Regions from separate parts of the Homo sapiens genome. Here region 1 is linked to region 2. Evidence: chromatin contacts called from ENCODE Hi-C or POLR2A ChIA-PET data. All regions are on one chromosome and are shown on one strand. The core of a region is the stretch at or near the end of the contact, and the rest is flanking DNA. Distances in the headings are between cores, read along the strand shown.

Evidence for each region. Hi-C counts contacts between places; a loop is a spot of excess contacts on that map. ChIA-PET counts read pairs that join two places held with the same protein, here RNA polymerase II (POLR2A). Pooled maps may share reads with other maps.
Region 1: a loop to region 2 is called in a pooled map, with 2.9 times the contacts of the local background. The contact joins two enhancer-like sites. A Hi-C loop is called at or near these places in 1 of 50 pooled maps. POLR2A ChIA-PET finds 5 or more read pairs at or near these places in 5 of 52 experiments (BJ, Caco-2, H1 and 2 more).

The regions. Positions count from the first base shown.
Region 1 is chr3:185,625,877-185,632,335 of GRCh38, forward strand. It overlaps SENP2 (SUMO specific peptidase 2), which reads left to right. Exons shown (of 17, transcript NM_021627.3): 16 at 422-517; 17 at 3,906-6,459. The coding sequence ends at 3,968. Among named protein-coding and RNA genes, the nearest start is that of SENP2, 43 kb to the left of the region's middle. Within about 2 kb of position 4,640, at least 15 of the 41 ENCODE cell types and tissues checked have a DNase peak (open chromatin) inside an H3K27ac peak, as active enhancers do.
Region 2 is chr3:185,554,821-185,560,917 of GRCh38, forward strand. No RefSeq gene overlaps it. Among named protein-coding and RNA genes, the nearest start is that of LIPH, 5.3 kb to the left of the region's middle. RefSeq lists an enhancer at 9-684. Within about 2 kb of position 4,416, at least 16 of the 41 ENCODE cell types and tissues checked have a DNase peak (open chromatin) inside an H3K27ac peak, as active enhancers do.

The DNA of each region.
Region 1 (6,459 bases), core at 3,390-5,889, 71 kb after region 2:
TTCTTGGAATGGGAGCTGAGAGATGCAACTCTCACTTTGTGTTTTTCTCTTCTGAAAAGCATTTCCTGTGGGGTCGGGTCATGCACTCCATCTCATAGTTAGGGTTTCCAATCAAATGCAGAGCCATGGAGAATTAAACAGAAGAACAGAACAGAAAGGAAAAGCAGTATTCACAAGTTACATCTTAGACCTGTGGCTTCAGTTCTCACAAGGCCTGTTTTTCCCTTGCTATGATCTATGTTTTATACCACATAGAGTAAGAATAATTGTGTTTTTTGTATATGACTGTGTGTTTAGGTAATACCTGATTTAATATTTACCTTTATAATATTGTTTACAGCAATATTTAGAAAAAGTCCAAGGAATTTGTATTTAATGATGTTTTACCCTTTCCTCTCTTCTTTTTTCTTTGTAATTTTAGGAGATTCCTCAACAGCTGAATGGGAGTGATTGTGGAATGTTTACTTGTAAATATGCAGATTATATTTCTAGGGACAAACCTATCACATTTACTCAGGTGAGTGAAGACCCTCTTCATCCATTTACTTGTTACTAAGCAAGATAAGGCACTTGGCCAGTGCCTGGCACACATTCAGCTCTCAATAGTAGTAGCTGGCCAGGCGTGGTGGCTCACACCTGTAATCCCAGCACTTTGGGAGGCCGAGGCGGGTGGACCACCTGAGGTCAGGAGTTCAAGACCAGCCTGGCCAACATGGTGAAACCCCATCTCTACTAAAAATACAAAAATTAGCCAGGCGTGGTGGTGCATGCCTATAATCCCAGCTACTCAGGAGACTGAGGCAGGAGAATCACTTGAACCCAGGAGGTGGAGGTTGCAGTGAGCCGAGGTCGCACCAGTGCACTCCAGCCTGGGTGACAGAGCGAGACTCTGTCTCAAAAATAAATAAATAAAATAAATAGTAGTAGCTGGGCTCATGCCTGTAATCCCAGCACTTTGGGAGGCCGAGGCAGGTGGATCACCTGAGGTCAGGAGTTCGAGACCAGCCTGACCAACATGGAGAAACCATGTCTCTACTAAAAATACAAAAAATTAGCCACGTGGTGGTGCATGCCTGTAATCCCAGCTACTAGGGAGGCAGGCTGAGGCAGGAGAATTGCTTGAACCCGGGAGGTGGAGGTTGTGGTGAGCCGAGATCGTGCCATTGCACTTCAGCCGCCTGGGGCAACAGGAGAGAAACCCTGTCTCAAAAAAAAAAAAAAAAAAAAAAAATAGTAGTAGCTGTGCTATTCTTATTGCTGTAAATCTTGGTTTTAGCCCTACTCCTGCCAGAATCAGGGTTATTTTATCTGCTCTCAGGTTTATCCTAGTCTTTGGTGACACAATGGGCACAATTTGCAAATCTCTGAACTGTGGCATTCATTGGTTCCTGTGTATTATTATTTCTAGCCAAAGAAAGAGGTATGTCAGTGTTTAATAGCAAGGGAAAAATCGGCCTGTGAGAACTGAAGCCACAGGTCTAAGATGTAACTTGTGAATACTGCTTTTCCTTTCTGTTCTGCTCTTTTGTGTTTGTTTTGTTTTGTTTTGTTTTTGAGATGGAGTCTCGCTTTGTTGCCCAGGCTGGAGTGCAGTGGCACGATCTCAGCTCACTACAACCTCTGCCTTCTGGGTTCAAGCAATACTCCTGCCTCAGCCTCCCCAGTAGCTGGGACTACAGGCATGCGCCACCATGCCCAGCTAATTTTTGTATTTTTAGCAGAGATGGGGTTTCACCGTGTTGGCCAGGCTGGTCTCGAACTCCTGACCTCGTGATCCACCTGCCTCAGCCTCCCAAAGTGCTGGGATTACAGGCGTGAGCCACCGCGCCTGGCCTGTTCTGCTCTTTTGTTTAATTCTCCATGGCTTTGCATTTGATTGGAAACTCAAGTATGTTGGGAATTCTTGAGAATTTGTAACAGTGGATTCTCAACCTTTTTACAACTGAGGACAACCTCATTAAAGAATATTTTTCATCCACAGACCTTATTTTGATAGATGTTGTCTACCAAGCAAACTGTATGTATTCCATGAATACAAACTGTAATACAAACTCTATTACGTGAAGTAACTAGGACTCCCGTGCTGAATTAATATAATTCCAGTAAAAAATAAAGGCATTTATTGCTTAGTCTCAGCAGTTTTACTAAGAGCAAATGTGCAGTTTTTACTAGATGTTTTGAACTATTTAAAATAATTTAAGAATCATGTGTTAAGACTTTTTAGCCCCCACCCCTAGGGAGGACATCACTAGTTTATTATTATTATTATTATTATTTTGAGATGGAGTCTTGCTCTGTTGCCCAGGCTGGAGTGCAGTGTGGTGTGATCTTGGCTCACTGCAACCTCCCTCTCAGGTTCAAGCGATTCTTCTGCCTCAGCCTCCCCAGTAGCTGGGACTACAGGCATGTACCACCATGCCTGGCTAATTTTTGTATTTTTAGTAGAGACAGGGTTTCACCATATTGGCCAGGCTGGTCTTGAACTCCTGACCTCAGGTGATCCACCTGCCTTGGCCTTCCAAAGTGCTGGGATTACAGGCATGTGCCACCACGCCCGGTGACATCACTAGTTTATAGTAAGGGACATCCAACTATTTATAATGATACATCAGGAGTGCCTCAATAATGTGAACTTCTTTTTTTGTTTGAGACGGAGTTTCGTTCTTGTTGCCCAGGCTGGAGTGCAATGGCGCAATCTCAGCTCACTGCAACCTCCGCCTCCCGGGTTCAAGCAAGTCTTCCGCTTCAGCCTCCCAAGTAACCGTGATTACAGGAATGCGCCACCACCCCTGGCTAATTTTGTATTTTTAGTAGAGACGGGGTTTCTCCATGTTGGTCAGGCTGGTTTCGAACTCCTGGCCTCAGGTGATATGCCCACCTTGGCCTCCCAAAGTGCTGGGATTACAGGCGTGAGCCACCGCGCCTGGCCAAGAATGTGAACTTCCGTATACACTAGAAGGACTAGTTGTACTACGGGTAATTTTGGAGTTGCTTTTTGTGTTGCTGCTTTGCAAATTGCCCATGTAGTGATTCTCAGTTAAAGCAGAATCATTTATTAAGCAAAACATCTCATTGTTTCATGTTGCCAAATAGCAAAGCAGTTGGCTGTTCTCTGAACCTAATAAGATGAGATTTTAAAGGGAGAAGTTGCTGTTTGAACAGAATTGGCAATGTACAACGCCTGGTAGAGCAGAAAGAAACTTGTAGATTTTGTTGTTTTTTATTTAAATAAATACGTTTTTCTCATAAAAAAACAGAATATGTTCATTTTAGAATGTTTTGAAAATTCATATAAGTAGAAAAGTTGCCTATTGTGCCACCACGTGGATATTTGCAGGACTGTGAAGTTGTACTATACTGTATAATTCTACATCCTGCTTTGGTTTTCCTTAACATATAAAAATGCTTATGGTAGGCCGCCTGTGGTGGCTTTTGCCTATAAATAATCTCAGCACTTTGGGATGCTGAGGCGGGCGGATCACCTGCAGTTAGGAGGTCAAGACCAGCCTGGCCAACATGGTGAAACCCTGTCTCTACTAAAAATATAAAAAATAAGCCGGGTGTGCTGGCACATACCTGTAGTCCCAGCTACGCTGGAGACTGAGGGACAAGAATCGCTCGAACCCAGGAGGCAGAGGTTGCAGTGAGCAGATCGCGCCACTGCACTCCAGCCTGGGTGACACAGCAAGACTCCATCTCAAAAAAAAAAAAAAAGTGCTTATGGTACATATCATGTAATTATGAACTGTTAAAAATGGTTTTATAAGTATGTTCCATGATGTAAAAATGTCAACACTTAGAAAAAGCACATGGACATCCTGCTTTATTACATGATTACACCTGAAGGTTGTGCTGCCATGCACATTAATATGTAATGCGGGCGTTGTTTATGGGGTTCTTTGCAGCACCAGATGCCTCTCTTCCGGAAGAAGATGGTGTGGGAAATCCTTCATCAGCAGTTGCTGTGAGAAAACTTTGCCTGGTCCCTCTAGCTGCTGGTGGTTCTTTCACAGACATTTCCATATACCTCATGCATTGTGGGTTAAAAAGTCCCTGCATCACTTCTGTTCTCACAGGTACTGAGCTGTCAAAAGTGCATGAAGGCCTCTCACTGTACTCTAGTCCTGACTTGGGGTGCAGAGGGCTGCTTGCAATCCTGTTTGTAAGGCTGTGCCTGCTCAGAGCTTTGGACTGTTCAACCCACACAAGAACAAACGCTAACTAATATTTTTTTTAAGAGATTCTTTTCCCTATGAATGTGGGAAATGCAGGATTTATTCTGTGAATTGTTTGTTTCTGTGTGTTTGTTCAGCGTATTCATTCACTCACTCGTTTGCAAACATAATGGGCAGTGGTCATTTACTGCTGCTCTTTTACAGTTAGCTCTAAATTACTTGTTTGAACTATTTATTTCTGAAAGGAATGTTACTCAAGCTGCCACTCCCTGCTGAAGAGCAGGAGGGAACTCTCACTGGGGGCGGAAGGAAGTGGAGCTGGAGCAGTAACTGCCAACATGAAGCTGGAGGGTTTGGGATTTTTTTTGTTTTTGTTTTTTTGAGGCTCAAAAAATGCTGGGAGAAATGAAAATGCTGTGGGATAGGGCTCCTGTTGCCTTTCAGAGGAAGTCTGACACTACAGCGTTGGCACAGTGCCGTGAACAGTGGAACTGTGCCCAAGGGACTCTGATTATCCAAGCATCTTCCGAAGAGTGTTGTGGTCACCTTAAAGAGACTTCCCCTTCTGGAAATGTGGTGACTTGGCTTAGTCTTCAAACTGGATTCATGGATTTGAAGTAACTGTAAACCCTAAATCTTCATTTTCATCCCAGATCTGGTTGAGTATAAACCTCAGAATTGTAGGGGCTGGCCTGAGCTGTTTATTTCAAAAGATACTATTCAATTTAAAGCTATTTTTCCTCAGAGTTTTTGTTTTCTATATATTAAGTCTAAATTAAGTTTTCTACTCATTAAGACTAACATCTCCCCACTCCATCCCCACTGAAATTTGTGGAAGAAAATTTAGTACTTGGCTCTGAGGTTGCCAGTTATACAATAATCTATTTTGCATATGAAAGTTTGTATTTAACTTTTTTGTTCATTAAAAACCTTACTGATATGGTTATAACTTCAGACAGTTTAGAGTTGGTCAGAACATATTTTGCAAGATCTAGTGCCTAGTGTTGCTTTTCTGATGTAATAAAAGGTGGTCTGGCAGAACCTAAAAAAGTATATGCTGAAATGATTTCTAACCCTCTCCCTACTTAAACCTCCCAGACTTGTTCTGGTTCATAAAAGCAAGAGGTAAAACTGGAAAAATTGTGCACGTGTTACCTATGAATCTACACGCCTGCCATTTGCAGTGCTCCGGCTGCTGGTCCCAGAGGTATACTGGTTACAGCTATTGCAGCCAGTTCCCTGAGACTTGTAAAACTCCTGGTTTAGGACATGGGGCCTGTGGTGTGGATGGAAAATGCTGGGCCTACTGGATGGTCAGCCAGAGGCCATGTGGTGGGTGATGACTGAAGCGGGAGCAGGTTGTACCACACCTCTCCCCCCCCCCTCCCACTCCCCCTCCCTCCCTCTCCCCTCCCCCTCCCTCCCTCCCCCCTCCCTCCCTCCCCCCCCTCCCCCTCCCTCCCCCTCCCTCTCTCCCTAACACCCACCCTCCCCCTTTCCCCCACCCTCCCCCCTTCTCCCCTTTCCCCACCCTCCCTCCCCCCTTCCCCCTCCCCCCCCCCCCCCCGCAGCCCCTGCTCCTTTCTCTGGGCTCCTGGCATTGTGCCAGTGAGTGCTGGGACCAGGTAATGAGCACAGCCAAAAAGGCCAGAGGTTCACTAGGTCAGCATCATACCAAACGCCTGGCTTTCACCAGGCATCAGTGTGCTTCACTTGAGAGTTTGGTACCATGGTTAAGATCGAGTCCATGCTAGGTAAGTCCTGTTAGGAATGTCAGTTTGTATTCCGCCCACGTGAATGATGCTGAGCTTAATGTATTATTTTGAGGGGCTTCTTCAGAGCAGTTCTCACTGAGCTTTCCATTAACCTACACTCTTCCGGACGGCTCTTAAAACTTGCAGGACATAATGAAATTGGGAAGAGCAGAGTGTTGAAGTCTATAGCATGGCCTTCTGCTTGACCCTGAGTTCCTGAATTGAATGTGGGAGACCACAGGCCATACTTCTCTAGGCACTCACATGTCTCCCTTGGCATAAGGAAACATGTTAGTAATATAGTTTTTTAGATCCAAACAGTTTATTTGGATCTAAAAGTTTAAGTGTTCAGTTGAAAAACAGCTATTGATTTTATTAGTAGCAAATTATCACCATTAAAGCCAGTGGTTTTTTTTTTGTTTTTTTTTTTTGTTTTTTTTTTTTTTTTTTGCGACAGAGTCTCTTGTCGCCCAGGCTGGAGTACAATGGTGTGATCTCAGCTCACTGCAACCTCCGCCTCCCAGGTTCAA
Region 2 (6,097 bases), core at 3,166-5,665:
CTGACCTCGTGATCCGCCCGCCTCGGCCTCCCAAAGTGCTGGGATTACAGGCGTCAGCCACCGCGCCCGGCCCGCCGCTTTCTTTTCTTTTCTTTTTTTTTTTTTTTCAGACAAAGTCTCACTCTACCACCCAGGCTGGAGTGCAGTGGTGCAAGCTCACTGTAACCTCGAACTCCTAGGCTCAAGTGATCCCCCTGCCTCAGCTTCCCTAGAACTACAGGTGTATGCCACCACGCACGGCTAATTTTGTGATTGTAGAGGTGGGATACTTGCTACATTGCCCAGGCTGGTCTCAGAACTTCTGGATTCAAGTGATATTCCCACCTCAGCCTCCCAAAGTGTTGAGATTACAGGCATGAGTCACCGTGCCTGACCCAACATTTAGGTACTTAAAGTCTGTTTTCTTAGCTGTAAAATGAAGATAATAAAATCACACATTTCACAGGGTTGTTATACGGACTAAATGAGATATTACAGCTAAAGTCCTTAGCACTGCGCTAAGGTGAGCGCTCTGGCAGCTTGATAACTGTTGTTATTATCTAGCTGGCCACACATCTGTACCTTTCCTATCCAGCAGAAGGCAGGCTGCACAATGTTGAGAAGAGAGACTTAGACAGGACTTTTAGGACTGGGGGCACCCTAAGTCTTGGGTCTTCAGGTGAGAGACTTCAGTCACCACTTCAGCCTGTTTTTGGTTTTGGTTTTGTCTCCTGCTTGGAGAAATAAATTAAGGAACTGTGAATAAGTGAAACCAAATAGGTCGGGTGTGATGGCCCAGGCCTGTAATTCCAACACTTTGGGAGGCCAAGGCGGGCGGATCACCTGAGGTCAGGAGTTCGACACCAGCCTGGCCAACATGGTGAAACCTCATCTTTACTAAAAATACAAAAGTGAGCCAGGCGTGGTGGCAAACGCCTATAATCCCAGCTACTTGGAAGGCTGAGGCAGGAGAATCGCTTGAATCTGGGAGGTGGAGGTTGCAGTGAGCCAAGATCGCGCCACTGCACTCCAGCCTGGGCGACAGAGTGAGACTCTGTCTTGACAACAAAAAAAAAAGAAAAACCAAATAGATGGCCTGTTAGCCTGTCTATTTTTCGCTCAGCTTTTGTTTAGTTTAGAGAAAAATTTGCTTTTATTGCTGTAAGCTTTACTAATTTGAAAACAACTGCCCTCTGGAACAAATGGAGACTTGTTTCACATCTCTTTTAGGAACCTGTTAGGGAATTCCTTGCTCCCTGTTCAATCAGTGTACTTGCCTGATAAATATTTGTTAGGTCCTGTGAGTTTTAAGTACCATGCCAAGTGCTTATCTACACAGAGCTAATGTACATTTTCCTGGAAACTATCCAATTATAGGAAAGGGAATCATTTCTGTTGGGAGGATTCTTTGTGTTACTTTTTGTTGTTGTTGTTGTTTTTGAAACAGGGTCTCACTCTGTCATCCAGACTTGAGTGCAGTGACTCCATCACAGCTCACTGGTCTTGACCTCCTGGGCTTAAGGGATTCTCCCACCTCAGCCTCCTGAGGAGCTGGGGTCACAGGCACATGTCACCATGCCCTGCTAATTTTTTAATGTTTTTGTAGAGATGGTGTCTCACAGTGTTGCCCAGGCTGGTCTCAAACCCCTGGACTCAAGCAGTCCTCCCGCCTTAGCCTCTCAAAGTGCTGGGATTACAGGCATGAGCCACCGTGCCTGGCCTCTTTGTGTTACTATTAACGATTTTCCTGCTGGTGGGCACAGAAGGTCTCTAACTTCTTAACGTGCTCCTTTCTATTTTAGGCTTTCAGAACAGCACAAAAATCGATGGGAGAATCTGTCCCTTATTTTTTTGCAATAGTGAGAAATATCAAATATAAGAAAACATAAAACATTCCCGAGAATGGGGAGAGGAGAGGCAGGGAGGAGAGGAGAATGGGTTTGACTGTAGAAGAATCTTTTAGTTGGCCAGGCTCATGCCTGTAATCCCAGCACTTTGGAAGGCCGAGGCAGGTGGATCACCTTTGTCAGGAGTTGGAGACGAGCCTGGCCAACATGGTGAAACCCCGACTCTACTAAAAATACAAAAGTTAGCTGGGTGTGGTGGCAGGTGCCTGTAATCCCAACTACTCGGAAGGCTGAGGCAGAAGAATTGCTTGAACCCAGGAGGTAGAGGTTGCAGTGAGCCGATATTGTGCCATTGCACTCCAGCCTGGGTGACAAGAGCAAGACTCCATCTTAAAAAAAAAAAAATCATCTTTTAGTGATGAAATAATTGTGTATCTTAATTGTGGTAGTGGCTATGTGGTGGTGGACAGGTGATAAAATAGCACAGAACTACACACATTTACATGTGAAACTCTAAATGAGATCTGTGGATTGTCAACCAGGGTCAATTTTTTTGTTTTGCTTATTTTTATATTGATTTTTTATTTTTTTGAGACAAGGTCTCACCCTGTCACCCACCACAACCTCCAACTCTTGGGCTCAACTGATCCTCCACCTCAGCCTCCTGAGTAGCTGGGACCATAGGCACAAGCCACTGCACCTATTTTTGTAACTTTCTGAGAACCAATAATTATTTTTATTTTCTTTTAGTTTTCTTTTTTTTTTTTTTGTGACAGTCTTGCTCTGTAGCCCAGGCTAGAGTGTAGTGGTGCAACCTCGGTTCACCACAACCTCCGCCTCCCAGTTTCTAGCTATCCTCCTGCCCCTCAGCCTCCTGAGTAGCTGGGATTACAGGCATGTGCCACCACGCAGAGCTAATTTTTGTATTTTTTAGTAGAGACAGCGTTTTGCCATGTTGGCCAGGCTGGTCTCAAACTCCTGGACTCAGGTGATCCACTCTCCTCGGCCTCCCAAAGTCCTGGGATTACAGGTGTATGCCACCAGGCCCGACCCAAAAATTATTTCAAAATAAAGTTTTCCAGGCTGGGCGTGGTGGCTTATGTCTGTAATCCCAGCACTTTGGGAGGCTGAGGTGGGTGGATCACCTGAGGTCAGGAGTTCGAGACCAGCCTCACCAATATGATGAAATCCCGTCTCTACTAAAAATACAAAAAAATTCACCAGGTGTGGTGGCTTATGCCTATAATCCCAGCTACTTGGGAGGCTGAGACAGGAGAATTGCTTGAACCCAGGAGGTAGAGGTTGGGAGGCAGAGGTTGTGGTGAGCTGAGGTTGTGCCATTGCACTCCAGCCTGGGAAACAAGAGTGAAACTCCGTCTCAAATATACACACACACACACACACACACACACACACACACACAAATTAGCTGGGCATCGTGGCAGGCGCCTGTAATCCCAGCTACTCGGGAGGCTGAGGCAGGAGAATCGCTTGAACCCGGGAGGTGGAGGTTGCAGTGAACCGAGATTGCGCCACTGCATTCCAGTCTGCACAACAGAGCAAGACTCAGTCTCAAAAAAAAAAAAAAAGAACTTTTCCACAATTTTAAAAGATGAGTCAACTCATAATCATTTGAAATAATTTATTCAAAAGTATTCTAAGAAAAAGCATTTCTTCATTTCCAATCAGTTAATTACTATTTTCTCAATTCTATGACCTCCTGATTACAACTCAAGAATACCACAGTTTTCCTAGTTTCCAATCTAGAAACCTATGGGTTTTTCTTCTTCTTTATTAAACCTAGAAGTCACTTGCTACAGAGAACATATTTAAAAGGTACAGGCAAGCTTCCAAACGCATGGACAGGAAAAACAGGTATGAAGTGTAATGGAACTAAGGGGTGGAGATTTTATAACTCTCATTTGTTTCAACAGCCAAGAAAGGTGACCTACGTCCCCACCCGCCCAGGTCTAGGGCTCCAAGCTGGTATATGACTCACTATAACACCCTTTGGTCTTCCCTTCCACATCAGTGACCCTGCCATTTCTCACTTGCAGTCCAAGTTTGGAAAGATAAGTGGGTTTCTTCAATTCATATCCTGCAAAGAGATAAGGGTAACTTTCCCCAATTCCATTTATTTGTTTCATTTCATCATTCCCTCATTTATGGAACATTTCTGGAGCTCTCAGTACAAGAAATAAGGAAGAAATAGAACATGCTCCTTCCCTCAAGAAGATAGACACATTAACAATGAAAATGGTAATAATAATGCTAATATAGGCCAGCATGGTGGCTCATGCCTGTGATGCCAACTGTGGGGGGCGCAAGGCAACATAGTCAAGCTTATGTACAAGGCATTTGAGGTCGGGGCATGGAAAAATACTGAGGCGCTGTGTGTATGTTATTTGTGCATGAGAATGAAACTCGACCCTGAAAACAGGACAGGGAGTGGAGTGTGTGGTGTGATAAGGAACGCTGAAAACAGCCTCCTGAGAATGCAGTTTGAGTGCTTTTACAAGGCCACAGGTGCCTCACGACCCGACCTCAAAAACGCCATCTAGTGGATGTTTGTGGTTTAACAAGCCCTTTCAATAAATACTTGGCGGACGGATGCCGGGGCGGACTCTCTTAGAAGAGCTACCCCGCAATGCCGGGCGCGGTGGCTCACGCCTGTAATCCTAGCACTTTGGGAGACGGAGAGGGGTGGATCACGATTCAAGACCAGCCTGGTCAAGATGATGAAACCCCGTCTCTACTAAAAATACAAAAAAATTAGCCGGGCGTGGTGGCAGGTGCCTGTAATCCCAGCTACTCGGGAGGCTGAGGCAGAGAATTGCTTGAACCCAGGAGGCAGAGGTTGCAGTGAGCCGAGATCATGCCACTGCACTCCAGCCTGGGCAACAGAGCGACTCCGTCTCAAAAAAAAAAAAAAAAAAAGAAGAGCCACCCCCCATTCTAACTGGCGTGAGATGGTATCTCATCGTGGTTTTGATTTGCATTTCTCTAATGACCAGTGATGATCTTTTCTCGTGTCTGTTGGCTGCATAAATGTCTTCTTTTGAGAAGCGTCTGTTCACACATCGGGGCCTGTGGTGGAGTGGGGGGCTAGGGGAGGGATAACATTAGGAGAAATACCTAATGTAGGTGACGGGTTGATGGGTGCAGCAAACCAGGGCACGTGTATACCTGTGTAACAAAACTGCACGTTCTGCACATGTAACCCAAAACTTAAAGTATAGTTAAAAAATAAATAAGAGCTGCCCCCCGCCCCGCTCAGCTGGAATTGTCTGAGAACCCATTTCGTGGCATTCATTGTAAACTATAAGCTCTGCAAGTGGTGTCCCCGACATGATCGCCTTAAAGTTACGTGTGAAGGAGGAGAGCTCATCAATTTTCGGTGAATCTCCACCTGAAAAGAATTCAGAAGATTTAAAGGGAGAGATTCCTGACTCCTATCAGGAGGACACGACCCACACGTAAAATATCAGGTGTTGAGTTATCATGGGTCAGGAAATGACCAAAGAACAGAAAGTTTTTTTTGTTTGTTTGTTTGTTTTGATATGGAGTCTCGCTCTGCCGCCCAGGCTGGAGTGCAGTGGCGCGATCTCCGCTCACTGCAAGCTCCGCCTCCCGGGTTCACACCATTCTCCTGCCTCAGCCTCCCGAGTAGCTGGGACTACAGGCGCCTGCCAGCCTAGTAGAGACGGGGTTTCACCGCGTTAGCCAGAGTGATCTCGACCTCCCGACCTCGTGATCCGCCCGCCTCCGCCTCCCAAAGTGCTGGGATTACAGGTGTGAACCACTGCGCCCGGCCCAGAAAGTATTTTTAAAACAGTGCAACAGCTATTTAAGGCTGTCCAGTGCACTGTAGAGCCTGGAGCTCTACACAAGCTCATGCTTTTAATTCGGCAGGAATGTCCTTGGTTTCCTGATCAAGGAACCTTAGATTTAGAGCTATGGGAGCAGGTAGGTCGCTGCCTGAAAAGAGGATATGAGCAAGGTCATTTTACTAATTTTACTATTTTGACCACCTGGGCGCTGGTACACTCTGCGTTGTATCCTCTTTATCTGCCAGATCGCGGTTAGACGGCCCATTATCTCCACCTGAAAATAATTCAGAAGATTTAAAGGGAGGGATTCCTCTCTCCACTTCATTCCCTTCTATGGGGAATAAGGAAGAGATTTTTTCTAGTGAGGAAAGACAGGAACCAGAACAGCGGGGGCGGGGCAGTGCTCCTCTCTCTACTTCATTCCCTTCTGTAGAGAGGCCT